Linked DNA regions of Homo sapiens: all the other regions are linked to region 1. A link is a loop called in an ENCODE intact Hi-C map of the cell type or tissue named here. Cell type or tissue: Calu3. All regions are shown on one strand. Links, peaks and the distances in the headings refer to the core of each region. The heading gives the core; the rest is flanking DNA.

Evidence for each region. Peaks named below come from ENCODE experiments on the same cell type or tissue, not always from the same donor. Only the 100,000 strongest peaks of a DNase experiment are listed, where the experiment ranks them.
Region 2: a loop joins it to region 1, with 7 times the contacts of the local background. A loop is called at or near these places in 80 of 110 quality-filtered maps.
Region 3: it touches region 1 in a loop (13-fold over the local background); 31 of 110 quality-filtered maps call a loop at or near these places.

Annotation. Positions count from the first base shown.
Region 1 is chrX:132,287,974-132,298,439 of GRCh38, forward strand. The region is part of intron 2 of RAP2C-AS1 (RAP2C antisense RNA 1); the gene reads left to right. Among named protein-coding and RNA genes, the nearest start is that of RAP2C, 74 kb to the left of the region's middle. RefSeq lists an enhancer at 1,740-2,939. In Calu3, for the core only: no CTCF peak of the experiment used is centred there; a DNase peak (open chromatin) is centred at 5,028.
Region 2 is chrX:132,611,419-132,621,884 of GRCh38, forward strand. No RefSeq gene overlaps it. Among named protein-coding and RNA genes, the nearest start is that of HS6ST2-AS1, 51 kb to the right of the region's middle. In Calu3, for the core only: CTCF peaks have their summits at 1,753 (motif pointing left) and 4,148 (motif pointing left); DNase peaks (open chromatin) are centred at 1,783, 3,103 and 4,113.
Region 3 is chrX:132,587,713-132,598,178 of GRCh38, forward strand. No RefSeq gene overlaps it. Among named protein-coding and RNA genes, the nearest start is that of HS6ST2-AS1, 75 kb to the right of the region's middle. In Calu3, for the core only: a CTCF peak has its summit at 5,357; a DNase peak (open chromatin) is centred at 5,359.

The DNA of each region.
Region 1 (10,466 bases), core at 822-8,821:
GTAGATGTCTATTAGGTCTACTTGGTGCAGAGCTGAGTTCAATTCCTGGATATCCTCATTAACTTTCTGTCTCGTTGATCTGTCTAATGTTGATAGTGGGGTGTTAAAGTCTCCCATTATTATTGTGTGGGAGTCTATGTCTCTTTGTAGGTCTCTAAGGACTTGCTTTATGAATCTGGGTGCTCCTGTATTGGGTGCATATATATTTAGGATAGTTAGCTCTTCTTGTTGAATTGACCCCTTTACCATTATGTAATGGCCTTCTTTGTCTCTTTTGTTCTTTGTTGGTTGAAAGTCTGTTTTATCAGAGACTAGGATTGCAACCCCTGCCTTTTTTTGTTTTCCATTTGCTTGGTAGATCTTCTTCCATCCCTTTATTTTGAGCCTATGTATGTCTCTGCATGTGAGATGGGTTTCCTGAATACAGCACACTGATGGGTTTTGACTCTTTATCCAATTTGCCACTGTGTGTCTTTTAATTGGAGCCTTTAGCCCATTTACATTTAAGGTTAATATTATTATGTGTGAATTTGATCCTGTCATTATGATGTTATCTGGTTATTTTGCTCGTTAGTTGATGCAGTTTCTTCCTAGCCTTGATGGTCTTTACAATTTGGCATGTTTTTGCAGGGGCTGGTACCGGTTGTTCCTTTCCATGTTTAGTGCTTCCTTCAGGAGCTCTTTTAGGGCAGGCCTGGTGGTGACAAAATCTCTCAGCATTTGCTTGTCTGTAAAGTATTTTATTTCTCCTTCACTTATGAAGCTTAGTTTGGCTGGATATGAAATTCTGGTTGAAAATTCTTTTCTTTAAGAATGTTGAATATCGGCCCCCGCTCTCTTCTGGCTTGTAGAGTTTCTGCCGAGAGATCAGCTGTTAGTCTGATGGGCTTCCCTTTGTGGGTAACCTGACCTTTCTCTCTGGCTGCCCTTGACATTTTTTCCTTCACTTCTACTTTGGTGAATCTGATCTTTATGTGCCTTGGAGTTGCTCTTCTCGAGGAGCATCTTTGTGGCATTCTCTGTATTTCCTGAATTTGAATGTTGGCTTGCCTTGCTAGATTGGGGAAGTTCTCCTGGATAATATCCTGCAGAGTGTTTTCCAACTTGGTTGCATTCTCCCCGTCACTTTCAGGTACACCATTCGGACGTAGATTTGGTCTTTTCACATAGTCCCATATTTCTTGGAGGCTTTGTTCATTTCTTTTTATTCTTTTTTCTCTAAACTTCTCTTCTCACTTCATTTCATTCATTTGATCTTCCATCACTGATACCCTTTCTTCCAGTTGATCGAATTGGCTACTGAGGTTTGTGCATTCTTCACGTAGTTCTTGTGCCATGGTTTTCAGCTCCGTCAGTTCCTTTAGGGACTTCTCTGCATTGGTTATTCTAGTTAGCCATTCGTCTAGTCTTTTTTCAAGGTTTTTAACTTCTTTGCCATGGGTTCGAACTTCCTCCTTTAGCTCGGTGAAGTTTCATCGTCTGAAGCCTTCTTCTCTCAACTCGTCAAAGTCATTCTCCATCCAGCTTTGTTCCGTTGCTGGTGAGGAGCTGCATTTCTTTGGAGGAGTAGAGGTGCTCTGATTTTTAGAATTTTCAGTTTTTCTGCTCTGTTTTTTCCCCATCTTTTTGGTTTTATCTACCTTTGGTCTTTGATGATGGTGATGTGCAGATGGGGTTTTGGTGTGTATGTCCTTCCTGTTTGTTAGTTTTCCTTCTAGCAGTCAGGAGCCTCAGGTGCAGGTTTGTTGGAGTTTGCTGGAGGTCCACTCCAGACCCTGTTTGCCTGGGTATCAGCAGCAGAGGCTGCAGAACAGAGAATATTGGTGAACAGCAAATGTTGCTGCCTGATCGTTCCTCTGCAAGTTTTGTCTCAGAGGAGTACCCGGCTATGTGAGGTGTCAGTCCGCCCCTACTAGGGGGTGCCTCCCAGTTAGGCTACTCGGGGATCAGGGACCCACTTGAGGAGGCAGTCTGTCCATTCTCAGATCTCAAGCTGCGTGCTGGGAGAACCACTGCTGTCTTCCAATCTGTCAGACAGGGACATTTAAGTCTGCAGAGGTTTCTGCTGCGTTTTGTTTGGCTATGCCCTGCCCCCAGAGGTGGAGGCTACAGAGGCAGGCAGGCAGACCTCCTTGAGCTGTGGTGGGCTCCACCCAGTTTGAGCTTCCTGGCCGCTTTGTTTACCTACTCAAGCCTCGGCAATGGCGGTCACCCCTCCCCCAGCCTTGCTGCCGCCTTGCAGTTTGATCTCAAACTGCTGTGCTAGCAATGAGTCAGGCTCTGTGGGTGTAGGACCCTCTGAGCCATGCGTGGGATATAATCTCCTGGTGTGCCGTTTACTAAGACCGTCAGAAAAGCACAGTATTAGGGTGGGAATGACCCGATTTTCCAGGTGCCGTCTGTCACCCCTTTCCTTGGCTAGGAAAGGGAATTCCCTGACCCCTTGCCCTTCCTGGGTGAGGCGATGCCTCGCCCTGCTTTGGCTCATGCTTGGTGCACTGCACCCACTGTCCTGCACCCACCGTCTGAAAGTCCCCAGTGAGATGAACCCGGTACCTCAGTTGGAAATGCAGAAATCATCCATCTTCTGCGTCGCTCACGCTGGGAGCTATAAACTGGATCTGTTCCTATTCAGCCATCTTGGAACCGCTTCTATCTGATAATTATTTCTTTTGCTGTGCAGAAGCTTTTTAGTTTAATTAGGTCCCATTTATTCAGTTTTGTTTTTGTTGCATTTGCTTTTGGGGTCTTAGTCATAAATTATTTGCCTAGGCCAATGTTCAGAAGAGTTTTTCCTAGGTTTTCTTCTAGATTTTTAATGGTATCAGTTCTTAGATCCATCTTGAGTTAAATTTTGTACATGGTAAGATATAGGGATCTGGTTTTGTTCTTCTACATGTAGCTATCCAATTTTCCCAGCACCATTTATTGAACAGGATATCTTTTCCCTAATTTATGCTTTTGTATGCTTTGTCAAAGATCAGTTGGTTGTAAGATGTGGCTTTATTCCTGAGACCTCTATTCTGTTCCATCAGTTACATGTCTACGTTTTTACCAGTACCATGCTCTTTTGGTTACTATAGCCTTGTAGTATAATTTGAAGTCAGGTAATGTGATGCCTCAAGATTTGTTTTTCTGCTTAGGATTGCTTTGGCTATTTGGACTTTTTTCTGGTTCTATATGAATTTAGGGGATTTTTCTAATTCTGTGAAAAAATGATGTTGGTATTTTGATAGGAATTGCATTGAATCTGTAGGTTGCTTTGAGCAGTGTGGTCATTTTCATCGTATTGATTCTTCCAGTGCATGAGCATGGGATGTATTTCCATTTGTTTGTGTCATCTACAATTTCTTGCAGCTGTGTTTTGTAATACTCCTTACAGAGATGTTTCACCTCCTTGGTTAGGTATATTCCTGGGTATTTTATTTTTTGCAGCTACTGTAAAAGGAATTGAGTCTTGATTTGTCATTCAGTTTGGTCATTGTTGGTGCATAGCAGTACTGCTCACTTGTCTATATTGATGTTGTAGCCTGGGACTTTACCAAGTTCATTTATCAGATTTAAAAGTGTTTTGGAGGAGTCTTTAGGGTATTCTAGATATAAGATCATATAATCAGAAAACAAAGATAGTTCGATTTCCTCTTTTCCAATTGGGATGCCCTTTATTTCTTTCTCTTGCCTGATTGCTGTGGCTAGAACTTCGAAATGTAACTTTTATATGCACTCAGCAACCAAAAACATTATGTTGCTCACTTTATTGCAATATTTGCTTTATGGCAGTGGTCTGAAAGCAAATCCACAATATCTTCAAGGTATGCTTATTTATGCAGGACATCCTTTGTTGGATAAGTTTGAAGGTGGAGAGACCAATCAAAAGATGATTGTCGTAGCACAGGTGAGAGAGATGATGGAGGCTGTGACTGGGTTGTTGCTAATGCAGATGAAGAAAAGTGGATGAATTGGGCATCTATAACAAATGCTGAAACCACAACCATTTCAGTTTTCCAGTTGAGAGGTTATGAGGTCAGATCCAGCACAGTGTATGTAGAAACAGAAAATAAGAGATATCTTAGAGATATAACTTTGAAGGAAGTCTCAAAGACTTAATGCCAGGGAGAATTAGAGCATATTGAGGGTGCGGGAGACTGATTTGTGGTCTCAATCATTAGGGAGATTGAAGGACCAGACAAAGAAATGAGGAGCAAAGGATGGAGACAGGGTGTGGGGAGAAGTGAGGAGGGGGACAGTTTTGGGAAAATTTTAATGATGAAAAGTCAGAGGATATCCAAATGAACATGCCCCATAAGCAATTGGAAATGTAGGTCTGGAGCTCAGGAGCAAGAAAACACTGCAAACGTAATGGGACAAAAGATCTTTCACATTTATATTTAGGTAGAGATGTATCCAGAGACCTGTAGACGTCTTTGGTATTACTTTTTTTAAAAACAAACATGTGATCATCCATAGTCTCTAATACTTATCTACAACCCCAAGAAGGTCTTTCGTTATTGTTGTTTTATTTTTGTTTTTGTTTTTAGGGAGTTGGGTATGGAGTGATCATGTGGGAAGGAACATACGGACAAGGTAAAAGAGTGTGGGATTGGGGAGAAATTGAGAACAAGAGAGGAGAAAAGCACATAAAGCATATCAGAAGCTGCTCCCACCACCATCTCTCTAAAGCTATGATTGAGATGCTGGGCCAGGTTGAGTGATTGTGTTAATTCCCCCTCCCTACCCCATTTTCAGTGAAAGTTTCACCTAGCTTCATGAATAACTGTGTCTTGCTCTGTCTCACTTGCTTTGGCCTTGTCTTTGTCCTTCTCTGTCTTTGTCTCTCCTAGTTTCCTTATCGAGCTTTCCCTCGGGGGACTTTTTCATTCTTCACTAGCCCAATATTTCATCCTTGGGTTGGTTCATGTTTCTCCAAAATGCTGACAGCTCCATCAGAGAATGCAAGGATGAATTGCCACAAATATATTTCTGAACTGCCACTAGATGGCAGTGTCTGGGAACTTTGTTAACTCGGTCTAGGCATTCATGAGTGCCTGACTGCTGAGTGGTAGGGAGTTTCATTTGATTATTCTGCTTTTAGGCCGTTGCAACCAGTTGCTAACACAAGTGCTAGACTTAGCTGGATCTCTTTCTCCATGATAGAAGAAAATTCATGTTTGTAAAGCACCCAGGGCTGGAAAAGCCTGTTCTTTAAGAGGGTTAGCGTTTTCCTCTACCTCAATTCTCACACAAGTTCCTAGCCCTTAGATTCCTTAGATTCCCTTTTGTTCCCCCTTCAGCTGTTGTTTGTTGTTTGGTTTCATTTTTTATGCAAATATATTTCCTCCTTCCCCAGCTTTGTTAGTAAGTTGGATCAATTCTCTTTCCTCTTTTTGAGGATGGACTTGTAGAATCATCTGCTATCAAAGCTTGAAGAACTCTTAGATGTCGTCGAGTCCAATCCAATCATTTACAGATAGAGAAACTGAGGCAAAGACAGGAGCAGAAACTTGTTCAAGGCCATATAAAAATTCAAGGCAGAATCCTATGGGACAATCTCATGACATACTTGTAATAATCAACAAAACAACCAGAAGATTATTTTTGATCCATTAATTGTGGATCTAGCACAATAGAGGAAGGGGAGGGAGACAGGAGGTATAGGACATGGTGCCTGTTCTCAAGGCACTTAGAATCTAGGTGGGAATATAGACTTTTACACAATGAAAAAGAATAAATGCATTGTGTGATAAGGTAATCTAAGAAAAAATGCTAATGTAGGCAAGTGGTACAGGGATTCAGAGGAACAACAGCTCTAAGAGAAAACAAGGCAATGGGTGGGGGTGAAGGTGAAGCTGGGAGATGAGAAATTCAAAGATTATTATTATTCAGGGATCAAGGCCTAATAAGTAGGCCTGACAAGTAGAGGGTAGGGGTCAATAAGAAGTAAAAGATAAGACTCAGTGATAGGCTGGGACTGTACTGTACAGGCTCTTAAATGCCAGGCTAATTCCTGGTAATGCTGAACAGAAACTTTCAAATGCTTTCAATCTATTTTCTATTTACGGTGGTAACTTTCTGCTATGTTTGATTCCCCAAGAAGTAGCCTCTTTGCTCTGCCGTGCTTTTCCCCATTAGTCTCATGTTGCCGGCCCAGCAGAAGGGAGATGAAGTAGAGCTGAAAAATCAGTCTGGGGCTTATTTCCACTACAGCTTTTCCCTAGTGATTCAATCAAGAGTGACCTGGACATTCTCCAATCCTAAACCCATTTCATTCATTTTATTTCCATTCTCCACCCACTCATGGGAGTCTGAGCACCTGGCCTCTGCATCCCACAACTTCCTTTGTCACAAGGGCTTTCCAGAAGGTTTGGAGAGCTCTTGACAGCTGAGAAACACCTATAGAAGGTGAGCATGACTTCATGCAAATGAAAGAGGCCTCCATACAAAACAGCTCTTTAAAAGCAGTCTGAACGTAGGAACAATCCAAGAGCCCTTTCAAATTGTCAAGAGCACATCAGTGCCCAAGCATCTTGGCCAGCCACATTTCAAAGCCAAGCAATGCCACCCTCTCCCCTTCTCAACTCTCCCTTTATACTCCCAAATGGCTTGAGGTCTTTCTACCAGGATACAGTGGATACCTCTGCCTCAGCACCTTCCATCTGGCTTTCTTCCCGCCATTTGCTGTCTTCTCGTCCCCACAGAATGCTATATCTTTCCTCTTAGCCTCTGCTTAGTATACAACCTGACACAGTAGGTACTCAATACACGGTGTTCTTTTCCTTCACAAGGACCTTAGAGATTATCTAGGCCTGAATATTATGGAGCCACCTAATGGACCACTGGGGGTAGGGATCATTGGGAAATAAGGAAATACTCTGACAATTACAGTCTTCATTTCTGTAACTGGTCACATGGTTGTAGTTGGAATTTATAACTACCTTCTTCTACTACCCATTCTGCATCTTCTTTGTCTTCAGCAAACACCTCAGCTGGTTGTGGTTCTTTACCTGGAGGCATGACCCAAACCCTCATTCCTGAAGGGTCTGGGCCATTAGTAGTCTTGCCTGGATTGGTTTGTTGTCTTTTCCATTTACCTTAATCACAGGGCGTGGAAATACTAAGATGCATCTTAAGGGATCCTCTGTATTCCAGACATATTCTTCCTTACCTACATTGTGGAGTTATAGTTCAATTTCTCCTTGGTATTCAGAATCAATCAACTCAGCCAGCACAATAACTCCCTTCCTTGCCTCCTGTTGATTCAGAGGCATGAGGAGCCCAAAGTGGCCAGGCAGCAGCCTTAACTTTCAATTCAATGGAATCATTGTTGTGTCTTCTGGCGGAAGCATTCCTCCCTTTGGAACTAAGACTTCTTGGCCAGCAGACCATAAATTCATGAAAAGAGGCAGTAGAAATTTTGCTAGTAGATCACTAGGGGTGATGGTGAGTGGTACCACTCCCTTTGCCACCCCTTAATTGCTGGACCCATGAATCCTGGCTATGGGAGAAACAGCCCCATCTGAAGATGCTGATTCAGAGCATATACAGCCTTCTGGAGAACTTTCCCCTTGCCCTACAAGGTATTGCCAGCTGGCTGGTGCTGTAACAGAGTTTTTAAAAAGCCAGTTTGCAGTGAAGTGAGTTCCTTTATCAGAAGCAATGCTGGGTGGAATACTATGATGGTAAATAGGGCATTCTGTAAGTCTACAGAGGGTAGTTTTGAAAGAATAATTGTGTTCAGGGAAGGCAAATCCTTATCCATAGTAAGTGTCTATTCCAGTATGGACAAAACTTCCACGATGGAAGTGGCCCAATGTAATCAGCCTGCCACTGTATCAGGGATTCAGTGTTGGTCTCTGCTGCTGGCAGATTGGACACCCCGCCATGGCCATAGCCAAGTTGGCCTTGTTGAATAGAAGTTCATGTTGCTGATTCCATGCATAACCTCCATTCCTGCCACCATGGTCACTTTGTTTATGAGCCCATTGAGCAATGACAGAGGTGGCTGGGAAAGAGACTAGTATCCATAAATGGGTGATTCTATCCACTTGATTATTAAAATCCTCTGCTGAAGTCACCTTTTGATGAGCATTCACAAATATCTTCATTTTTTTACCCATTCATAGAGATCTATCCCATACCTCTTCCCCAAATTTCTTTCTCATCAATGTTCCAATTACGTTCCCTTCAAGTCTCTGACCATCCAGCTAAACTATTGGCCACAGACCATGAATTAGTGTATAATAATGTCTAGCCATTTTTTCTTCCAAACAAAGTGAATGACAAGTGCACTTTTTCAAGTTCTGCCTACTGGGAATATTTCCCTTCATCAATGTCCTTTAGGGATGTTTCAGAGAGGGGCTGTAGTCCTGCAGCTGTCCACTTTTGGATAGTGCCTGTATATCATGCAGAATCATCTATAAAGCAGGTCTGGGTCCTCTCTTCCTCCATGACCTGATCATAGGAAACTCCCCCATGAGGCCATAGCTGCAAGCTTACAGACAGAAGATAGTGTAGCAGGAATGAGGCTCATGGGCATTTAGGCCACTTCTTCGTGTAACTTATTTGTGCTCTCAGGTCCTGTTCAGACCAATCAAGAATAATATCACTTTCATTTAATGATGAAGTATTTTGGTGCATGCCCAATTTTATGGCTTGGTGGGTCAGATAATGGTCAGTTCAGGTCACATGGTAATGTGGTGGCCTGTGGTTAAGCATTCAGTCTCTACTAAGGCCCAGTAGCAGACAAACAGCTCTTTCTCCAAAGAGTAGTTATTTGCTGAGGGTGGTAAGATTTTACTCCAAAATCCTAAGAGCCTTGTGTAGCAATTCACCTATGGGGCCTGACACGGTTTCCAAACTACATTCCTATCTGCCACTGATCCTTCAGGCACCATTGGATCTGCTGGATCATGTAGCCCAATTGGCAGAGCAACTTGCATACCAGCCTGGACCTTGTTCTGGGCCCTACTCAAAACTAGCAGCTTTTTGGGTCACTCAGTAAATGGGCTGGAGTAATACACTCAAATAAGGAATACGTTGAAATCCAAAGAGGCCCACCAGGCGATGTGCCTCCTTTTTGGAGGAGAAAGATGCAACAATCTGTTTTTTACCTTCGCAGGGATTCCTCCACATGCCCTACTCCACTTAGCCCCTAAACATTTCACTGAGGTAGAAGCCCCCTGAATTTTTGATAGATTTATTTCCAAACCTCTGCAAGGTGTTGCTCCACTGTCTTGCCATTTGCATAATTTCCAATCTGCTGTCACCTATATATATGTTCTTCTGAACATAACATATCTCTTTTATCTGGCTACTTTAAAGAGTTTTTCTTTGTCACTGGTTTTGGACAACTTGACTATGATGTGCCCGATTCTACTATTCTTCATATTTCCTGGGCTTGGGGTTAATTGAGCTGCTTGGATCTGTGGGTTTATAGTTTTCATCAAATTTGGAAAATTCTCAGCTATTATTCCTTAATATATTTTTTCTGCCCCTGCTCCCCCCACCTCAGGGGATCTGATTACATGTGTATTAAGCCACTTGTTGTTTTCCTAAGCTCATTGATGTTCTATTTATTTAGTTTTTTTCTGTTTCACTTGAGATAGTTTCTATTAATATATCTTCATGTTCACGAATCTCTTCTGCAATGTGTACTCTGCCATTCTATCCAGTGTATTTTTCATATTAGACATTGTATTTTTCATCTCTAGAAGTTCAATTTGGTCTTTTAAAAATTTATTTATTTATTTGTTTAGAGACAGAGTCTTACTCTGTCACCCAGGCTAGAGTGCAGTGGCACGATCTTGGCTCACTGCAACTTCTGCCTCCGGGGTTCAAGCTATTCCCTTGCCTCAGCCTCCTGAGTAGCTGGGATTACAGGCGTGCACCACCACACCTGGCTTATTTTTGTATTTTTAGTAGAGACAGCGTTTCACCGTGTTGGCCAGGCTGGTCTCAAACTCCTGATCTCAAGTGATCTGCCTGCCTCGGCCTCCTAAAGTGCTGGGATTACAGGTGTGAACCACTGCACCTGGCCCATTTTATTTTTTAAAATTGTAAAAACACAGAACCCCTGGTTTATAATCAATTTGGTCTTTTTTATACCACTCATATCTTCACTGAACTTTTTGAATATATGAAATACAATTACAGAAACTATTGCAATGTCCTTTTCTCTGCTAATTCTAATATAGTTATTCTCCTCATTATGGATCATTCTTTCCTTCTTCTTTGCATACTGATAATCTTTTATCGGATGCCAGACATTGTGACTTTTACCTCATTGTATGCTAGATGTTTTTGTATTTCTAATAAATATTATAGACCTTCGTTCTGGGATGCAGTTAAGTTACTCAAAAATATTTTGATCCTTTCAAGGCTAGCTTTTATAATCTATTAGGCAGGTCTGAAAGAATGTTCAGTCTATGGCTAAATAGTCTTTATAACTGAGGCAAGGCCTTCCTGAGTAC
Region 2 (10,466 bases), core at 1,140-9,139, 320 kb after region 1:
CTTTTTGATTTGTTATTGAGGATTATTTGGGTACCTGTGAAGCTTTGAGAAGAGAAATAATAACTCTTATAATCCTGGTAATGTCTTTTTAAAGAAATTTATTTTTAAATTTCATAATATGTTAATACCTGCTCATTATTAAAAACATAGAGAGAAGTATATAAGGCAAAATATGATAATGTTCCTTCACATTGGCAATTCAAATTCTCTCCGCAGAGCTAGAACTAATTAGTATTATCAGTTTGGAGTGTGTTCTACCAGGTCTGTTTCTGTATATTTACGCACACACTTCTTTAAGTACGTAGACACACACACACAGTTCTTTAAGTACATAGACCAGAGATTGGCCCATGTCAGCACATGCAGTTCTGCCTCACTCCTTTTAACAACTGCATATCCTATGGTATTGATAGTTTATTTATTACTGGCCTAATTGATAGACAATTAGATTGATTCTCATTTTCTCCATTTTGTTCTAGTATAATTAATGTTGTGATGAAAGGCTTTGTATACACAAATTTGGGCACATACTGAATATTTCTATAGGAGAGGAGACATTCCTCAGAGTCTAATTTCTTGGCATATGCATTCGAATTTTTGATAGAAACTGCCAAACTGCCATCCAGAATTGCTATTCCAATTTACTCTCAAGGATATATGACAGTATCTGTCGATACTATCAAAACCTCTGGATATTATTTTTTATTTTTATTTTTGCCTGTCTGAGAGGCAAAAATAATGCTTTTTGTTTGGACCTGCATTTCCCCATTATCAATACCTACACTATCCAGTGAGATTAAGCACCTTTTCAAATGTTAGTTTATATTTTTTCTGTGAATTGCTTGTTTAATGACTTATACTTATTTGGTATGTTTATCTCTTTCTTATGGGTTTATATAAGTTCTTTGTACATTATGGATGTGAATCCTTTGTCATATGTCGTATAGTTATTTTCTTGCAGACTATCATTTGTCTTCCATGTATTGTAACATCGTAAAACAATCTTTATCCCTAGTGCTATGGCTCATGCCTGTAATCCCAGCACTTTGGGAGGCCAAGGCGGGAGAATCAATTGAGGCCAGGAGTTTGAGACCAGCCTAGGCAACATAGGGAGACCTCATTTCTATAAAAAATAACAAAAAATTAGCCTGGAGTGGTAGGGCACACTTGTAGCCCTTAGCTACTCGGGAGGAAGGCTGAAGTGGGAGGATTGTTTGAGCCTAGGAGATTGAGGCTGCAGTGAATTGAGACTCATAAGCCATCTTGTACTGATATTTCTTTCACCACCCTGTACAGGATTTATGTGGCATAATGTAAAGAACCTCATAATCCAGCCTTGAGAGAAAAGTCTGTAGTAAGAAGGATAAAAAAAAATCTGTGTCCCATCCCACCCATAGCCCACCACGCATGTCCAATGGGAACAGAATCTGTCATATAAAAAGTGCCAATATGCACCACAGTTTAGTAGCTTGCTGCATAACTGACAAAACCGAGCTCATAATTAGCTGACAGATTTACAGATTGCATACCCGGTCCCCTTCACCAGGATTTCAGTGCCAAGGATGGGTGTAAATAGATTTTCTTTATTCTCAAACACTGTGGATGATATTTGGTAAAACACTTACATTTCCTGGCTCTCTTCCATGTTTGCTATCTTCCCCATGTTTAGGTCCCATATGGAAAAACAAGAACAAGAACACTGAATATTTAGAGGGCCTTGATTTCCCTCCTGGTGCCATACACCATCTGCACAGTCACTGCACCATCCTGTGGCCATGCCTGGAAACTGCACACTCGCTGCTCGTAGGCAGCCTGCCAAGGTCCCCTCTGCTGAAACCTTGCAACCGGTCTATCACCATCTTGTCTCCTCTTTGCCTCTTTCCAACCACCAAATTAGAAAGGAAAGGCAATGCTAGCGAAGCTTATCCATGGTATTTTCTTATCTTTCTCTCTTTTAGAGGGTGTGTGTGTGTGTGTGTGTGTGCGTGTGTGTGTGTATGTGCCTACACACCCTGTCAGGACTGCCTCAATGCCTCAACCGGCTTTAAAGGCTGAATCAGAAATCCTGAAATTCAGATAATGGGACTTCCAGAATAAATACTGCACAAAGGTCCTATTCCCTTCAATCATCGATATCATCTTCCCCAAATAGCAGCTCTGTATTTGATTTTTAAAAGAATTCCCCTGTAATACTACATAGCTTCTGAAGTGATTTTGACAGAAACAGACATATTTTGCTTCAGCAGTAAAAATGACCCAAAGTAATGCCCTCATTAAAAGCAATAGCAACAAATAAACAAACAAAAATCAGCTTAAACACTACAGATGGAAATCACCTTACGAAGTCAGTAAAATGGTATGTCTCTGAGGTGTATGATGATGTGACATATTTAACAGAGTTTCCGTCAAAGTAGACTGAGGCTGGATCAGTGAAACAAGAAATATATGACACACTCAGGCAGTGTTGACGAAAACAGGTCACTGCCTTCTTTTGTAAGGGAGTATGGAGCATTTGACAACTCACAAGCTCTAAAGAGTAAGGGCTGAGTCAAGGCCATTGCCTTGGCTTTGTAATGTGTCAACTTGGGTAGGCTTGACCACATTTCCCAGCATTCTCTCTCCTGTATGTTTTCTTTCGGTTGTTGTTTGTTTGTTTTTGAGACGGAGTCTCACTCTATCACCCAGGCTGGAGAGCAGTGGTGCAATCTCAGCTCACTGTAACCTTCACCTCCCGGGTTCAAGCAATTCTCCTGTCTCAGCCTCCTGAGTAGCTGGGATTACAGGCGCGTGTCACCACACTTGACTAATTTTTGTATTTTTAGTAGAGGTGAGGTTTCACCATGTTGGCCAGGCTGGTCTCGAACTCCTGACCTCAAGTGATCCGCCTGCCTCAGCCTCCAAAAGTGCTGGGATTACAGGCCTGAGCCATGGTGCCTGGCCCTTCTCCTGTACGTTTTGATTAGAGTGTCCACACTCTAATCATCTGTCCACAAGACAGATTATTGGGGGCCATTCAGAAGGTAGAGGGGAAGCAGCAACAATTTTGCAGCTCACACACCTTGTTGCTTATGTTCTGGCTCCCTCTGTTGGTGTCAGGGCATGGCTGGGCCTGCAACTGCTCCATCTCTCCCTGTATCCTCTTTCTCCTTCTCCAACTTTTGGGCCAGGTGTGTGTGTGTGCTGGTCTCTGTAACAGTGTCCTAGTCTCTGCTGGCCGCCTGTGACATCAAGGTCAAGGCAGCAAGTATTAACACGCGTTTCAGTTAATCCTCGCAGCTTCCATTGGGTTCCTGCTTTCCCCAACTTTACATCCATCTTCACTTCCCAACTGCCCATCCTGTAGATGTCAAGCTTCAACATCAGACACCAAAAACTACCTTACAAAGATGGTTTAACCAGCTCCTACAATTACGTGATTTCAAATTCCTGAAACAAATCTCTTTATAGTTAAGCGTGCATACTTGTAGTTCTGTTTCTCTCATTGAACCCTGATGGATACAGCCACATTATGGAAGGGCCTCACACAAAGAAAACCCACCACACCATGAGCTGCCCTTGAAGTTAGTGAAGCTTTTCCAAGAATATAACTTCAATGAAGCAAGGCCTCATAAATTTCCTCTCGGAAAAAATTTAATCCAAACATATGTCTTGAGTGTCTGCTATGGGCAAGTCAATAATGGGAGATGGATAGTGTCTAAAAAGCACATTCTTACCCTAAAGAATATATCTACAGTTCAGTAAGGGAGATAAGTTAGGCACACAAAAATAAAATGTAAGGCAAAATGTGATAAGCTTTGTAAGAGAGGTTCAAAGTGTTGTCAGATAATCTTCCTGACCAAGGATCTAATATCTAACTGTGTATAGAAAGAACCACAAACACTCTACTTTATCACCTCCAAGGACATGACTACTTGCTTTCAAGTTTTTCAAAGTGTACATAAATCAGGTAGGACAACATCCTAATTAGTCACATGAAAGGCTGTTTATTGCTTGAAGAGAGCTCCTCGGGAGGAGTTGCTAAGTTGGGAGGCTGCCCAAGACCAGGGGTCAGTATGCTGGATCATGTGCACTGGGGCCTGTTAGAAAGTGAGCTGCGTGGATGACTGAGATAGAGCGCCCCCTGCTGAAAATGACTCCATAACCTCAAGAACCACCAGCCGGAGGATTGATATGGGCCTGCTGATAGCCCAGGGCCACTGCAGAGGAAACTCAAGATAGAAAACATGGAGATCAGGGATGACTAATTCTATTATGAGTGATCCTTCATGACAAAAGCCTTTGCAACAGAATTCATTTCAATCTCCATCACTCATTGATTAATTCATTCAATAAACATGGTATAGTAGTCCCACTTTATTTGTGGTTTCCTTTTCCATGGTTTCAGTTACTGTGACCAACTGCAGTCTGAAACTATTAAGTGGAAAATTCTAGAAATAAACAACTCATAAGTTTTAGATTGCACACTGCTTTGAGGAGTGTGATGAAATCTCATGCCTTCCTGCCCCATCCTGCCTAAGATATGATGCATCCTTTTGTGCAGTGGATCCATGCTGTAGACACTACCTGCCCATTAGTCACTTTAGTAGCCATCTCAGTTATCAGATGGAAAAAACATAGTATATACAGGGTTTGGTACTATCCATGGTTTCATGCATCCACAGGGAGTCTGAGAACATGTACCTCATGGATAAGGGGCCACTACTGTATTGGGTATCTAAAACATTCTTCCTCTCCTGTGACAGCATGCCTTTTTGCATGGCCAGCTTCTTCTCATCCTTCATGTCTCCATTTAAATGTTACCTCCTGGAGTAGCCTTCCTCCATTAACCTAAATGTACTCTCTCTGTTACCCTTTATCACTTTCCTCTATATATTTCATTCGTGGCACTTAGCATGGTTTGGCATTCTAATTGGCTTGGAAGATGTTTTGATTAACATCAGTCTCCAATGCTTAGACTATTAGCTCCACAGGAGCAGATACTGCATCTCTTTTATTCATGTCTGAATACCCGGCATGAGCAGACCGTGGCATGTAGTAGGTTAGGGACTCAGTAAATATTTGTGAAATAAGTGAATAAATGAATGAATGACTACCAAGGCACAGCACAAGGTGTGGCTCTATGAAGGTGACTGGCATAGTCCACCTCTCTGCCTTCCCCAAGCCAACAATCTAGTAAAGGAGACAAATGAGTGGCCATGAGAATGAGTGACGGAAATGGCCACAGGCAGTCTTACTTATTACCTCCCAAAACTACACACACACCTACCAAGTTTTGGAAAATGTACTTAAGTCAAGGCAGATAGGATCCTAATTCATCACACAAAATACTATTCCTTACCTTACTGGAATGAGTGCTGGGATGGCAGCTGACACAGTGAGAGCGGGGCACAGAGGAGAGAAAACTAAATTCGGTTTCAGGAAGGTCAGGGAAGACTTGCTAGAAGTGGTAACATCTGAGCAGGGTCTGAGGCGAAGTAGGGATTAACTAGGCTAAGATGGTGTATCTGCATGCATGCATATTTGTGTATGTGTGCATGTGTGTGAGGGGGGTGTGTGTGTATTATTGAGTGGAGGAGCATTCACTGATAATGGAGAATAATAGAGTGAAACAGATAAGGAATAGCATGGAAGGCAGAGATTACCACATGCAAAATGTCTAGAGGTGAAATGAGAGATGATGGCAAGAGAGGAGAACTCAAAGAGCTCCTCATGGCTCATACCTGGAGTGTGAGAGGCAAGTGTTAAGCGATGGGACAGGCAAGTCAACAGAGGCCGGATCATGAAAGGCCTTGAATGCCAGACTAAATAATTAGGAATGATGCTTGAAGATATTCACTGGGTGTGCTTTATTTACAAAGATGCCATTTCATTGATTATGCATCGCCAGGGATTAAAATGAAATACACAAAAAAATTAACATTTAGTACTAATACTACAGATTTCCCTAGTTTTTCAGGACAAATACTGAAGCATGTAGATACACAGTGGAATAAAATGATAGAAACTGTGATTGCCATGGAAAATGCAGAGCATGTGGTTGATGTATATATTGCCAATGCTGTATGCAACACACAAGGAATCCGAAGGACAGAGACGAGGACACCGTATGCATCCATTAACTAGTAGGCATTGTTGGGAATCAACATTGACATTGTTCTTATCCACCAGAAAAAAAGACATCTGCCAACTTCAGGCAGATGTTACTCTGTCCAAAAAAGTGCCCACTATGTGTAAAATGCAGCACAAGACTCTATGAGAAGAGAATGAGAGAAAATGTCCAGCAAAAAAGAAATCTAGTCTCTGCAGGGATTTCAGGTAGAAGCATTTCCTTTTAGCTATGGTGAATTCAATTACTGGGTAACCTATCAGAACACAATGAATGGGGAAAATAATGTAAAACCCTACTGAGAAAAACAGTGTAGGTGTTCCATAAAAATGTACTGAATGAATAAAACATGTTAGTCAAAAACAATAATCAATTGCTTTAGTGCTGGAAATGTTTGCCACTATTGATCCAATTAAATTGCCAAGCACCAGAACTCTGCTCTAAAATACGGTGCATGCTTTAATTCATTTAATCATTCCCTCAAATCTATGGGGTGAATACTGTTATAAATTCAACTTTAGAAATGAGGAAAGTAAGGCTCAGAAAGATGATGTGACTTACCTCAGGTTACACAGCTAATATGTGGTGGAGCCAGGACTATGGACCCCCAAAATTTGGCTCCAGAGACTGTGTTCTTGACCACTATACTATTGTAATAGAAATCCATTCCATTAGGAAATGGAACAGAGTGTGCAAAAGAAAAGTAAGATAGAAATCCTTTAAAAAATATTTTGTTAAAACATTAGTGTAGTGCTGTGAACACTAGCCACAGAGAAACCTGAGATTTAGTCTCAGCTCTGCCACTAATTCCCTGTGTGACCTTAGGCGAGTCAATTGTTCTCTCTGGACCTCAAGGTAAAATGGAAAAAGAGGGGTGGAAACTTGACATGGGTTTGTATGATGGTGTCGGAGTTGAAAGAAGCTTTAAAAATGCTTTTTGATGATTTCAAAAGAAATTTTGCTGCTTCAGATGTATCCCACCCACGAAGTGTGGAGATCACATTCTCTCTTCGATTTACAAAAGTACAGTGTAGAGACTGTGTATAGTGATGGTTTTTAGTAAGAAATGCAATATATAAAGCACAGAGGGCCCAACTCAGACCAGAGAGACCAAACTATTTTGTTGAACATTAAAAGTATTATCTAATGCCCTCCAGTTGGACCAGGAATTAGGCCTGTGGAAAGCAAAACACAGAATTATTGGTCAAAAACCCTGACACCAAGGGCCAAGCTTGTCCGCTTTCATTTACGAACACTTGAAGAATATTTGTGGGTGTAGTAACACTGTGTTCAAGGACCAGGGGCTCCCAAGCTGCCTCTCCAAGGATAAGGTACCAGGCAATTCCCTCCCAAAAAATGTGAACTGGCTATCTTCAGGTCCAGGGCCAAGTACTGAGCAGGGAAAGAACCAATGTCCAAAGAACCTGAAAGAAGGCAGTTGCTTTGTGAATATTCCTCATTGGAAAAGAACCCGCTGTTAATTATTAATGAAGCCAGGAATGGTTTCCTAGCTTGGCAGTATCAGGAGCTCAAGGCCCTCCATTCCCCAGTGCTGTCCTGGAAGAAGTTTTTGCTATAGAAGAAAGCTCCAGTTTTAGCAAAGAAAACACCAGCAAAGCAAAGGCTTTGGAGGTAGACAAACCTGGGTGTGACACTCGGACCTGCCGCTTGCTAGTTATGTGGCTTGAGACACTCCTCCCTGAACCTCCATTTACTTTTCTGTATAATGGGGAGATAATAAAGTTTACCTGCAAGTGTTTTTAGAAAAATGAAATAAAGCTTCTTTCAGAGATACATACATAACAAAATATATACAGATGATGTCCGGGAGTTGCTTTAATATATTACAGATTGTAGGGAAATTAGTGAGGACACAGATTAAATTAGATTGGCTGAGTTGATAATTACTGAAGTTGAGTGATTGGGAAAGGAGGTTCATGATGCTGTTCTCCCTAGTTTTGCAGATAGAATCTTTCCATAATAAAATGTTTTAAATCATGAATAAGGTGAAGATACTGCACTCTGGATTTAGAACTAGGCTTGATTCTAAAGTATTAGGCAAGTTAATGAAGCTCTCCTGAGTCTCAGCATATTCCTCTGTAAAATGTGGGAAAGAATTTTTCCTGCCTCACTGGGTGGTTGTGAAGATTAAGTGAGGTGATGCAGACCAGGCACAGTGGCTCATGCCTGTAATCCTAGCACTTTGGGAGGCTAAGGCAGGAGGATTGCTTGGGCTCAGGAGTTTGAGACCAGCCTGGGCAACATGGTGAGACCCTCGTCTCTCCAAAAAAAAAAAAACAAACAAACAAAAAACAAAATGAGGTGATGCATAAAAAGGCTTAGTACACTGTCTGAACTATAATGTAATTTCCACAAATATTAACTGCCACTGCTGCTGTTATATGAAGGGCCAAGAAGAGCACCTGGCATACAGTACGCACTTAATAAATGGTATAGATCATCATCATTATAATTAGCATCAAGAGTCAGACTCTTCACACCTGGTCAGGATGGGCATATATTGGCATTGAAGTCTCCTGGCTGAATAAGAACTGTCTTCCCTTAGTGGTGTGGGGCTGTAATAACTGTTTCAGTGCCTGAAGTTCAGAAATTTCCATTCAAGAATAGGACCAACTAAGTAGCTTCAAGTTAAACTGTCAAAACCATCCTCCACAGAGCTTCTGGAGCAGGAGACAACTGGACATTCAAGAAGGCAGATTCAAGATTCAAGAAGGCAGGAGACAGCTGGAGATTCAACACCAGGTTGTTTCATTCATGGGGGGAGGGGGTTAGAGCAGGGCTCTTGGCCCCAGGAAAGGGATACAGCTGGGAATCACTTCCTTAATAAGTATTCTCTGACCTCCCTCCTGGCTTCCTGTTTCACTGGCCCTAACTCACAGTAAAGTGCTCAACACAGGTTTGTCAAATGAATGGGCTACAAGACAGAAATCAAGTTACCAGAAGCTGGACGCTAGATCAGCAAGCTAGAGCTAGGTAAATAAATGCTTCCAGGCCAGGGTTGGCAGCTCATGCCTGTAATCCCAGCACGTTGGGAAGCCAAGGTGGGAGGATCACTTGAGCCCGGGATTTTGAGACCAGCCTGGCCAACATAGTAAGACCCTGTCTCAACACAAAATAAAATTATCCAGGTGTGGTGGCTTGCCCCTGTGGTCCCAGCTACTTGGGAGGCTGAGGTGGGAGATTCTGATTCAGATCATCTGCAGTGCGGCCTAGAGAATCTGCATTTCTGAACCACATCAGGGAGGATTCTGAAGCCACAGGCTCATAGCTTCTGTTCTGAGAAAGTTTTAGGAAGATGAGCCCGGTGATCAAGAAAGAGGCTGAAGACAGAAGGATAGTTAAGAAGACATTGGGACCATCCAGGTGGGCTACATACAAACCTGCCTTAGAGTGGGAGTGCTGGGAATATGCCAAGGTCCTGGGAGTTTGGAGAAAGCATGTGGACACTGGGAAGGGATGGGAAACTGGACAACTTACTGATGCTTGTTAGTGCTTCTTAGGTCAAGCCATTTTTTTTTTTTTTTTGAGACAGGGTCTCGGTCTCTCTTTGTCACCCAGGCTGGAGTGCAGTGGCACAATCACAGCTCACTGCAACCTTGACCTCCCAGGTTTACATAATCCTCCTGACTCGGCCTCCTGAGTAGCTGAGACTACAGGCACACAATACCATGCCCAGCTAATTTTTATCTATATTGTAGAGAGAGGTTTCGCCATGTTACCTGGGCTGGTCTCGAACTCCTGGGTTCAAGTGATCCTCCCCACTCAGCCTCCCAAAGTATTGGAATTACAGGGATTACAGGCATGAGCCACAGTGCCCAGCCTTCAAGCTTATCCTTGATAAATGCTATTCATCTTAACTAATCAGTGTTCAGGCTCCTTATTTCAACTTCCTTCCTATGTGTTCAGCCTTGTGAAGCCAGAATCCATCTTTTTGACCGAATTCATAATGTCTTTGCCATATGGTCTCAAGGGCCTTGATGAACATGTAATCCTACTCTAGGTAGTTTCAGGGACAGAAGACCGCCTTCAGGACTGAGAAAAAAAAAAGCAATCTTGTGTTTTGGATGAATCCATGAAAAGGCTGATTAAGATTGGCTCTAGTTGGCTGGTTAGGTCCTATCAAGCTATGGTGTAGCACTCTCTTTTAAGACTTGACTGTTCTTCTCAGGTCCTTATAAGTTACATGAAATCCAGTAGAGCATTTTTAAGTCACAAAAACTGTTAAACTTTTCTTAGGCCCAGTTAGGCATCATTAAATCTTACTAATATTAGTGAAGTCACAAGATTGAACCAGGCATAATGAAAATAGAATTTGTACAACTTAATGAGATTTGATGAA
Region 3 (10,466 bases), core at 1,201-9,200, 300 kb after region 1:
CAGATGATTAAACAGCAAAATCTTAATTTTAATTAACTTCTACAGGATAGCAATATATTATACATTATCCCATATATTTGCTTGAACTGGAATAGCTGCCTCTGTTATCTCCAGATAAAATCTAATAAAATTATTTTAAGAAAGAGATTTTCATGGGCACTGCATTCAAGGATAAAGATATGTTTGGGGCAGAGGGAAGAGCAGCTCATTTCTTACCCCCATGAGTTAGTAGTTGTCAGTCTACCACCATTAGGCTATAATATTCACGTGCTAAGACAGGCCAGAGCCTAAGATGAGACAACAGTTTGTAACTCACATCTGAGAGAATCTTCGGGATTTGGAAAGAAACTCACACAGCTCCAAAACATCTTAAGAACTACAATACCTTCTAGCAATTCTCAAAATTGGGTCTTTTAAAGGATGTTTTGAACACAGAGATGGGGTGAGGGTTAATCAAAGGAACCTTATAAGGAAGTAGTTCTTTGGAGTGTGGGAGACCAAAGTCCTTATTTCAATGAAACAGCAGAGTCAATAGGAGGATTCTAGAGAGATTCATGCTGCTTCTACTTTTGTGATTGGATCTCTCTCCCACTAGAATGTGGGCTCCTGTCAAGTCCATTTGTTTGGTTCATTGCTGACTTCCTCAGTATATAGTGCATAGTAAGTGCTCTGTAGATTCTTCTGACCTGTAATGCATCAGCACCAAAGAAGTTTGAGAAGGGCTAGGAGTCAGGAAATTTGTGCTGTGAGTGCCCTTGAGTAGTTCCTTTGTGACTCAAGGAAGGTGGAGGAGTGAGCCCAGTGATGGCCCCATATCAGTGGTTTCCAACCCTGTGTGCATACCTAAAATCACCTGAAAAGCTTTTAAAATGCAGATGCCAGGGCCTTACCCGCCCCTCAACACACACACTGGAAATCTGATTTAATTGCTCTGGAGTGGGGCTGGCCATAGGTGTATGTGTGTGTGTGTGTGTGTGTGTGTGTTTTAACTAAACCTCCAGTTGATTCTAGTGTATGGCCAAGGTTAAGAGCCACTGCACGATAGGCATATTTGAGGAATTCAATCCACTGATGATTGTGGGTCCTACATGTTGGTATACCAGAGAGTTATTTTTTTGTTTAAAATATGGTTTCTTTGGGCCCACGCCAAGAGATCCTGAATTGGTAGTTTGGCAATATGCATGAGCCAAGAATCTGCATTTGTAATAAGCACATGATTCTAATGCAATTGGTCTGAAGACCACACTATCAAAAACAATACCATAGAGCCACTGCCCTTGCCATAAGAAAGCATTTGGGTAAATTTTGAGACAAGAAATCAGGTAAATGGCTTGGAAGTCTGTTCTTATAATGAAGTGGAACTGTTTCCTTCCTTAAGCCATTAAACACAGGAGGAGGATTGATTTCTCTAATAAGTAGTTCAAAGGTACCAAATTTTCACTGCCTGGGCATTGCTTATCTCAAAACTAATTTGAAATGCAGGCTGGAAACAGCCACTTGTTCCTTCTGCAGTGCCATTGGTCCCATTAAGCCAATCATCTCACTCATTTTTGATCCAGTGGACATTACAGTAAACACGTTTTTTTCCTTCCCACCCAGTAGCCTTGCATGAAGTGCAAGAGAACGGTATTCTCATTTTGAAAGATGGAGAGATTGAAGCAGAAACCGACCCCAACGCAGTGTCTAGATTAGATTGGGAAAAATCAAAACCCTGATTTGATCTGTGTAAAAAGCACTTTAACATCCCTGACCTAATTTCATCCTTACTAATCCCTTTATGAGGCAAGGCAGGGGCAGGTGTCATTTTCTTCAGAGCTGACCTTATCCATGGGAAAAGCAGGCAAGCAACTATTGATGGGACCTGAAGGGTGCCTGAAAACCCCACTGCCAATAGGCCTCCCCCATCTTTGATGGCTCAGGTTCCATCTTGAGCAGTGATTCCTTAGGGCTAAGTTTTGTCTTCCCTATGGGTCTTTCAACATGCAGATACTCTAGTAATGGGTTGCATGACATTGGATATATTTAGCAGGTTACTTCTTCTTTGCTAGGGGAGAGAAGAAGGAGGGGGAAAGCACTGAGAAACAAGGAAAAGGGGATCATTACTCAAAATGTCAAGAACCCGAAAAGAGGTAATTATGGGAGGAGGATGTTTTCAATCAGATTCACCTATTTTCCATGTTGCCTGGAGCAGGCCCTGGTCCCCAAGAGATAAGTGAAGTTGTTAAGGGACTTTGCCATGTTTCTTAGAGATGTATTCAGGAATATGTTCCTCATTAATCACAAAAATATCAACACTGAAGGGAAATAAATTGTCTTAGAATTAAGATATCATCTACCTAAATGACCTTCTCTTTTAAATGTTGACAATTGAAGAAGAATCTAGTATTTCAGTACTAAATCAGTCTGGGTGATATTGAATTACACTCTTAACATAGGGAAGAAGTCCTCTTATTTTCCTCTTTGGTAGAGGAAAACCTTTCTCTCTAACTTCTCCCCACCCTGGGTTAATTTGAAGATTCAGTCCATCTTTGCTTTACAGACTCTTTTCTCTTTATCTCTGTGGCTTGTATTAATACATTCTTTGAAATGAAGAGAAGGTGGTTAGGATCTAACTTTAAAGGTGGTAGATAGAAGTTGGATAGGACCCAACAGAAAAATCTAGACTTATAATCCAGAGCTCAGGCAGGCTCCAGAATGTGGAAAAATCGAAATATGGTTACCTCACTGTGGAATCTACTTTATAGGGGATGTTGACATGGAGATATGAGTCCACATGGCTAGTTCAAAGCAAACTACTAGGCAATGTGTGCTCTTCACAGAGTTCAATGTAGAGCCCAGGGCCCAAAAGTTACATGCAGGGTAACTGGGTGGTCAGGGTCAGACAAGAACTGTCCTTATAGATGAAAGGATGTCACAGGCAGGAAAATGCCTTGCTGCGACCAACAGAGATAAGATTCAAAGCCAAAGATAAGTGGGTAAACAGTCATGTTAGCTGTCTATAGATATTAGTGGCTGGCACCTTGAACCTGAGACACAAATGACAAAAACACAGTGCTTGTGGAGTTGGGTCATAAGGGAACAGCAGGAAGCCACTGACTCAAGACTGATCCACAGGACCACTGAAGACCTGGGTTCTTGGTCCCAGCTGTGCCATGAGCTTATAGTGCAGATGCCAGGAAATTCACTCATTTATAAAATAAAGAGGCTAAGATACATCAGTTGTTTTAACCATGATATGGAACTGGTGTACTGCAATGATCTCTTATCATTTGTCACTCACAGTAAGGAAGTGTTCATGACCTTGGCCACACTCAGGGAAATGTGTCCTGCACAGAATTATCATCTAATGTGTGATTGTCAAGGGAAAAGTTTGATAATTACTAATCTAAAGCACTGTTTCTCCAATTTTAATGTGTGTACAAATCATCTGGGAATTTTGTTAAAAGGAAGATCCAGATTCCGTAGATCTGATAAGGAGCCTGAGGCTCTGCATTTCCAATGAGTTCCAGGTGATGTCGGTGCTGCTGGTCTATGGACCACGCTACGAGCATCAAGGTTCTTACAGGGTGTCTTATCAGCTCTGAAATTCTATGATCCCATGTGTAACTTCTCACTCTCTTCCAATCAGCCCCTCTCCCCACTCTAGGTCAAGATTGGCCCCAGATATGGGGCCTGTAGGAAAATCAGAGTCTCCTGATGAGGCCAAGTAGGAAAATCAGAAACTAAGAAGACTGTTGCCCCATTCTGAACCCATATGCTAACTTCAGTTGCTTGTGTACTGTATGCCAGTAGTCCTGATCTGGGATCTATTATGCTACCAGCTCTTGGCTTTAGTAGAACTCTTTGCCACATCAAATTATGGGCAGGATTGGCAGCAAGATCCTCTCTAGGATTCCATGGCATCTTAGAGTGGGGTAATCCATTTTCATTGGTGAGGTAGGCCCATGAAGACAGAGAAAGAGACACTACTGGGAGGAAGATGTGGTTAATCCATGTGAGACAATTTCCCAAGACTTCTAGAATTAAAATATCCATCTCACTTTTACCTTTTTGCTTTCATGAATAACTACCTTCCACTTTAGATGGTGAATGCTCCTTGTTCATCACTATATACCTACGGCCTAGCACAGTATCTAGCGCAGAGCAGAGTTCAGTAAACATTTGTTGAATGAATGAATGAATGAATGAATGAATGAATGAATCAGTCAAGCAACTGGAGCTGCAGTTTGCTTAAAGGAGACTTCTTGGGGAATTCAGCCAGAGGAGCAACAGAAGTAGCAGGAGCCAGAGAGCGAGGAAGCATGCACTCATCCAGTCATAATTATCTAAAGTGCCCCTGCCCTTGCATTCCCCTTTGTTGTTCAGTAATACACAACAGGATGCACCTGCCCAGATATGGAAACTCTAGCAGGGTAGATAGGAAAGCTGATACAAAGCCCCTGTTAATTAAAAAGCATTTGCAACTGGAATTGTCTTCTGGCTAACACAAAGTGCCCTGCCTCCTGATGCATTTAATGTCTACATGCTTTGAGAATATACAATGAACAGTCTCAGGATTATCTCCTAATCCTGACCCCAGCAAAGGAAAAAAGATCTATCGAAAGTCACCCACTTTGTTATTTATGATGTCAAAGCCAAAAATTAAATTGATGAACAGCCAGATGGCCAAGGAAATAAAGTATGTTTTTCTATGGGTTTGTGAATGACAATGAAGTTTAAGGGTTTTTTTTTTGTTGTTGTTTGATTTTGTTTTGCTCTAATTTTATCTGATTTTTTTTCTCCTACTTTTGTCTGAATTTCTAGCCAAATAATAGCACCAATGTTTATGCTAGGACTTTTGGAATGATCTACTCAACCAATTTACATTAAGCTTTGCAAAGTTTAAGGGAATTTCCAATTCAAAAAGAGGATATTAATTAAATCAATGGGATGATTGAAGAGAAGGTGAGTGAGGAAAAAGTGGCAGTGGGGAGAGAGTTCTCACCCCTCTTACCTAGAAGTCATCTAGGTAGGCCACCTTACCTATCTGCTATGCTTGTTAACTAGGACCTCTCTGGCCCCACTAAGCAGATTTACCACCAGGAGATTAAATACAATGTGCCACGGCCAATCCAAATCCATTCATTCTGCAGTTGCATTTTCAAATTAGCCTAGGAAAATCTCCCCTGCTGAAATATTGGGACAGATAAGAATTGGTCTGTTTGGCTTGAAGAAGGACTGTTTAGTTGCCTCCTCATCACTCTAAATGACCTGGCCCTCAAATTGGGCAGACTGGGGTGCAAAAAGACCAGAGAAGCCAGCGAGTATTTTGTGAGCTTTCAATTGAGAGATCAGTTGTGCTCCCCTGTGACCAAAGACTGAACTGCACCACAGAAGGGCAGACCCAGAGCAGAGGTTCTTCTTGCTGTAGCCTCACCATAATTACTGTGTGGCTGCTTTGTTTTCCAGGGCAAAGGGGAAAGGCAAGGATATTTAGAAGAGATTTAGGGGAAAACGAAATTCTGCTTCCAGTATTCCTAATTTTCCCTTTGAAAATTAGCAACTCTTTAGTAAAACCCTTGCTAGGGCTCCATTAAGGTTTATGTTGACAAAGAGTAGCTACTAATGGCCTTTAATGATGAGTAGGTGGATTGCTCAGAATATTACTTATTTAATGAAAAGTAATGGCTGTCTCACTGAAGCGAGGAGAGTAATGCTAAGTGGCCTCTTCACATGTATGTTCCTTTTAGCACTAGCCTTTGTCAGGGGATACACACTCGAGAGATTCTAAACAAAAAGGGCTCATCCCCACCTGGTAACAACCACAACAAAACACACCCAGAATTTGCTTTCAGTCCATTTTCCAAATGCTCCATGGTGCTTCCAACTAATTCTCAACCTCTTTGTGGTTCTAAAGATTGGAGACCACTGATCCAATGGAAACGGACCAGAGAGTAAGAAAGTCTAATTTTTTCCCCTCTGAGCCAAATCTCCACTAAGTAGCAAGATGATGTCAACGATGACATTTGTATCTTCATTTGGAAAATGAGAGGCTTGGGCTTGAGGGCCTTAAGGGCCAGTCCTTGCACCTCTGGTTTTCAGTGCTCCCGAGTTTCTGTTCAGTGTGAAAATGGAAACGTGATATTATTGAAGCACACACTTGAAACATAATATTGGTTGGTTGATGAAAAGAAAAAACACTTTTCTGGCTTGCTGGCTTCTGGATTTATTCAGCTTGCCAGAGGGTGGGAATAGCACCCTATATCTCTCCTTGCCCAAAAAGCACTTGAGAGCTGCTACCTTTCCATTATCTTTTAACAGATTACTCTTTAATTCATAATACAATTTTTCCCATTTTGTGGTGTGTGGAGCCTTTGCCAGGATTTTTTAATTAGTTCATGTTATAATCAGTAAGTTACAACAGAACTAGCCTTTCTTAGACTTATGTCTCATCTTTTCAACCCAGTGACCACAATCACAACAACAACATGACGAGGACTTACTGAATGCCTGCCATGTGCCATGTGCTGTGCTAAATACTTTATACGCATTATCTAATTGAACACTAATGCTGTCTCATAGGGATAGGTATGATTAATCCCCATTTAACAGATGAGTAAGCAGCCTCTGAGAAAGCGGAAACATGAACAAGGTAATACAGTGTGTAAGGGGTTAAACCAGGACTTGAATCCAAAGTCTGACTGACTCCAAAGTCCATGCTCTTTCTACATTAATCCATGATCATGATAACCGGGCTCACGAGCCTGGGCCAGATAGCTTGGGAACTACTCTGCCACAATTCAAGGATAAGTGAATCCTTGTGAATTCTAAAATTATAAAATAAATTTTAAAACCTAGTACTGCGACTAAACTGAATATGGATTTATGAAGAAAGTATACTTGTCTTTTTTGGAAAGTCATTGTCAAAATGACTCTGTTTGCCTGGAAAGTTAACCTGGGAGAATCACTTTTCTTTCAGACATAGGTGATCATGCTCTCCTACAAACACCTTCACTTCTCAACTCAACATCACACTCTTTTCTCTTTTATCTTTCAGCAAATGGCGCTGTGGCATTATTGTATTTATTAGCTTTGCTTCATTGTGATACTAAGTTACCATAAATATTATAATACTATTAATTCTACTTTACAGTACAATAAAACAAACCAGTAATCCTACAAGAGAAACTATAGCAAGCAAGCAAACATGTTAGGAATGCATGTAATAAATAAGGGAATGTAGATTCCAACAAAAAAACTAAAATAAGGTGCCCCTTCTCTATTTGGGAAACGCCTATGTATTCTGTAGGAACCAACTCACACAAGTCTGCCTACGTTCTAGAAAAACAGGTAAGCTCATCTATTGAATCCATTCCTCGTTTTTATTCCTATGGAAATGTATACTCACCTCTGTCATCACAGCACTTACCACATTCTTTTCTCCTTATCTACCCCAGGAGATTGTGAATTTCTCCTAGGCAGCGCCCATATTTTATTCATCTCAGTGTGTCCACAGCACCTAGCATGATGCCTAACTCATTAGGAGCTCAATAAACATATACTGAGTAAATGCACCATTTATGCACATTATTCAATAAAAAATTAATTTTAGATTGCTGTGAAGGGAAACCCATCAGCTACTGGTGTCATTACATAATATAGTCCACCCTCCATATCTGTGGGGTCTGCATCCATAGATTCAACCAATTGCAGATACAAAATAAAATATTCAGAAAATGCTGGGTGCGGTGACTCACGCATGTAATCCCAGCACTTTGGGAGGCCAAGGCAGGTGGATCACTTGAGGTCAGGAGTTCGAGACCAGCCTGGCCAACATGGCAAAACCCTGTCTCTACTAAAAATACAAAAATTAGCCGGGCGTGATGGTGGGCACCTGTAATCCCAGCTACTCTGAGGGCTGAGGCATAAGAATAGCTTGAACCTGAGAGGCAGAGGTTGCAGTGAGCCAAGATCGCACCACTGCACTCCAGTCTGAGCGAGACTCCGTCAAAAAAAATTCAAAAAATTAAAAATAACAATACAACAATAAAAATAATACAAATTGAGAAGCAATACAGTATCACAATATTGGCCAGGAGCGGCAGCTCACACCTGTAATCTCGGCATTTTAGAAGGTTGAGATGGGCAAATTGCTTGAGCCCAGGAGTTCAAGACCAGCCTGGGTAACATGGTAAAAGCCCATCTCTACAAAAAATACAAAAATTAGCCAGGCATGGTGGTGCACACCTGTAGTTCCAGCTACTAGGAGGCTGAGGTAGGAGGATAGCCTGAGTCTGGGAGGAAGAGGTTGCAGTGAGCTGTGATCATGCCACTGCACCCCAGCCTGGAAACAGAGCAAGAACTTTTCTAAAAAAAAAAAAAAAAAGCTATTTACATAACATTTATAGTGTATTCGGTGTTATACGTAATCTAGAGAGGATTTAAAGTATACAACAGGGTGTGTGTATTTGTAGGTCACGTGCAAATACTGTGCCATTTCATATAAGGAGCTTGAGCATCTGCAGGTTTTGGTATTGACAGGTGGCCTGGAACCAATGCTCCTGCAGATACTGAGGGGCGACTGTACAATGGTATGACACTTTTAGGGCTCAACTTGTATCAAAAGTCATAAAGTGTTACCAGCCTCATACTCAGTAAACTCACCTCTATAAATTTATCTTCAGGCAATAATTCAAAAAAATGGATATAAGAACAAATACATCTATAATATTACAATGAGAAGAATATTGAAATCACTTAAAAAGTCCAACAATAGTGAAATTATCAAGCACATTATATCAGCTTGGTGGAATAGAAAGCCAACATTGAAATTCTAGACAAGAAATTTTGTAACAATATGGAGTGTTTATGAAACACTGGAAGGTTTCAAAAGAAGAATGCAGCGTTGTCTATTTATTATGATTACAGTGACAAATTTTCTAAGTATATAAATAATGTTTGGAAGAAGATGAAGGGAAAGGAAAATAGTTGTACTAAAGGTTAACAATATTGTCTTTTAAAAAATGTCCTTTAATGGGGTTATAACATTATTTTAATACATTTCTTAAAACTAAGTTAAAAGTGAGCCCTATTTTAAAAACAGATTACATACCTGACATTCATCTATAAGTCAGATGTCTAGTACACCAAAATATTATGCAGGGTGGTTGTGCGATTTCAAAATATTCTACTGGAGTTAACCAAATTATAACTGCAACACTGTGAGTTTTCAGTATAAAAGTAGTATAAAACTACATTGTTGGAATAAAATTGAAAAAATGAGACTTTTATGCTTCCTTTGAATGTCTGTGGTACTTAAGGAAAAGCAGGTTTAATTAGAAGAAGATGACAAAGGTAGGCAGGTACCTTTGTTGAGATTCTGAAGGGATCTCTGGACAGTTTCAAGGACTTCAGCAGATTAGGGCACTGGTTCATTGTCTAATTTCATGTTGTAATTTATGAATTTCTCCTTGATTTGAGTGCATTGCTAGCATTACTCTTAGGCATTTTTGATTAGGGTCATTATTTTTTTCTTCTTGACACACAAATGACATGACTGTGGAGGGAGACAGAAAATAAACTTTACTGAGACAAAATTATAATTGAAGCAGAAATAAAGGACTAAAAGATGGTTGAAGCAGATGCGCCGAAAAATGTAACAAAGAGGCTGAAATAAAATTGTATAAATGAAGACAAGAGTGAAACTCTGTGTAAAAAAAATTGAAGACAAAGCCAAGTTTACTGCTGGTAACACAGCAGAGTAAGTATCTTGACTGACCCTTCTGCCTTAAAAAAAAAATGTTGAATGAAATCTTCAAAAGATCTTAAGAGCTGCAAAGAGCAAACAAAAGAGTTAGTAATTTCCAGGCCAAAATATAAGTCAAAACTGAAACCCAGGGATTTAGCGGAGCATTAATAGTACTTCTGAACTAAAGGTATTTACTATACCTGGGGAATCACAATTTGAATTTTCATGGCCTCCTGAGCTATGGGTGACGGAAGATTAAGTTCAGCACTATTCAAAGTAAAAAGTCTAATATTGATTATATAATTATCATGCCTTGTAGGCCTAAAAGAACAGAATACAAACAAAAATCATCGCAAGTATATCTATCTCTCTATCACAGGAGAAGAGCAAATGTATTTGGTGTTCTAAGATTTAATAGTTCTCCAGGAGAGTAAGAATATGATCAAAATATTTTTGATAAGTTAAGCATGCATGTTGCCATTTCAAAAATACCCATTAAAAGATTAGACACAAAGTCCATAACTTCCAAATTAGGAGAGAGGAAAATGGAATGATAAAATAAATTAAATCCTTCTAAAATAATGAAGAAACATGGAACAGAGTACAAATTGAAACAGAATGGCTGAGACAAATGAAAAGCAAAAAATAATTTGATAGATATAAATCCAAATAGATCATTAGTTATATCAAATGTAAGTGGACTAAAAGCTCCAGGTAATAAGAAAGATGTTCTGACTAG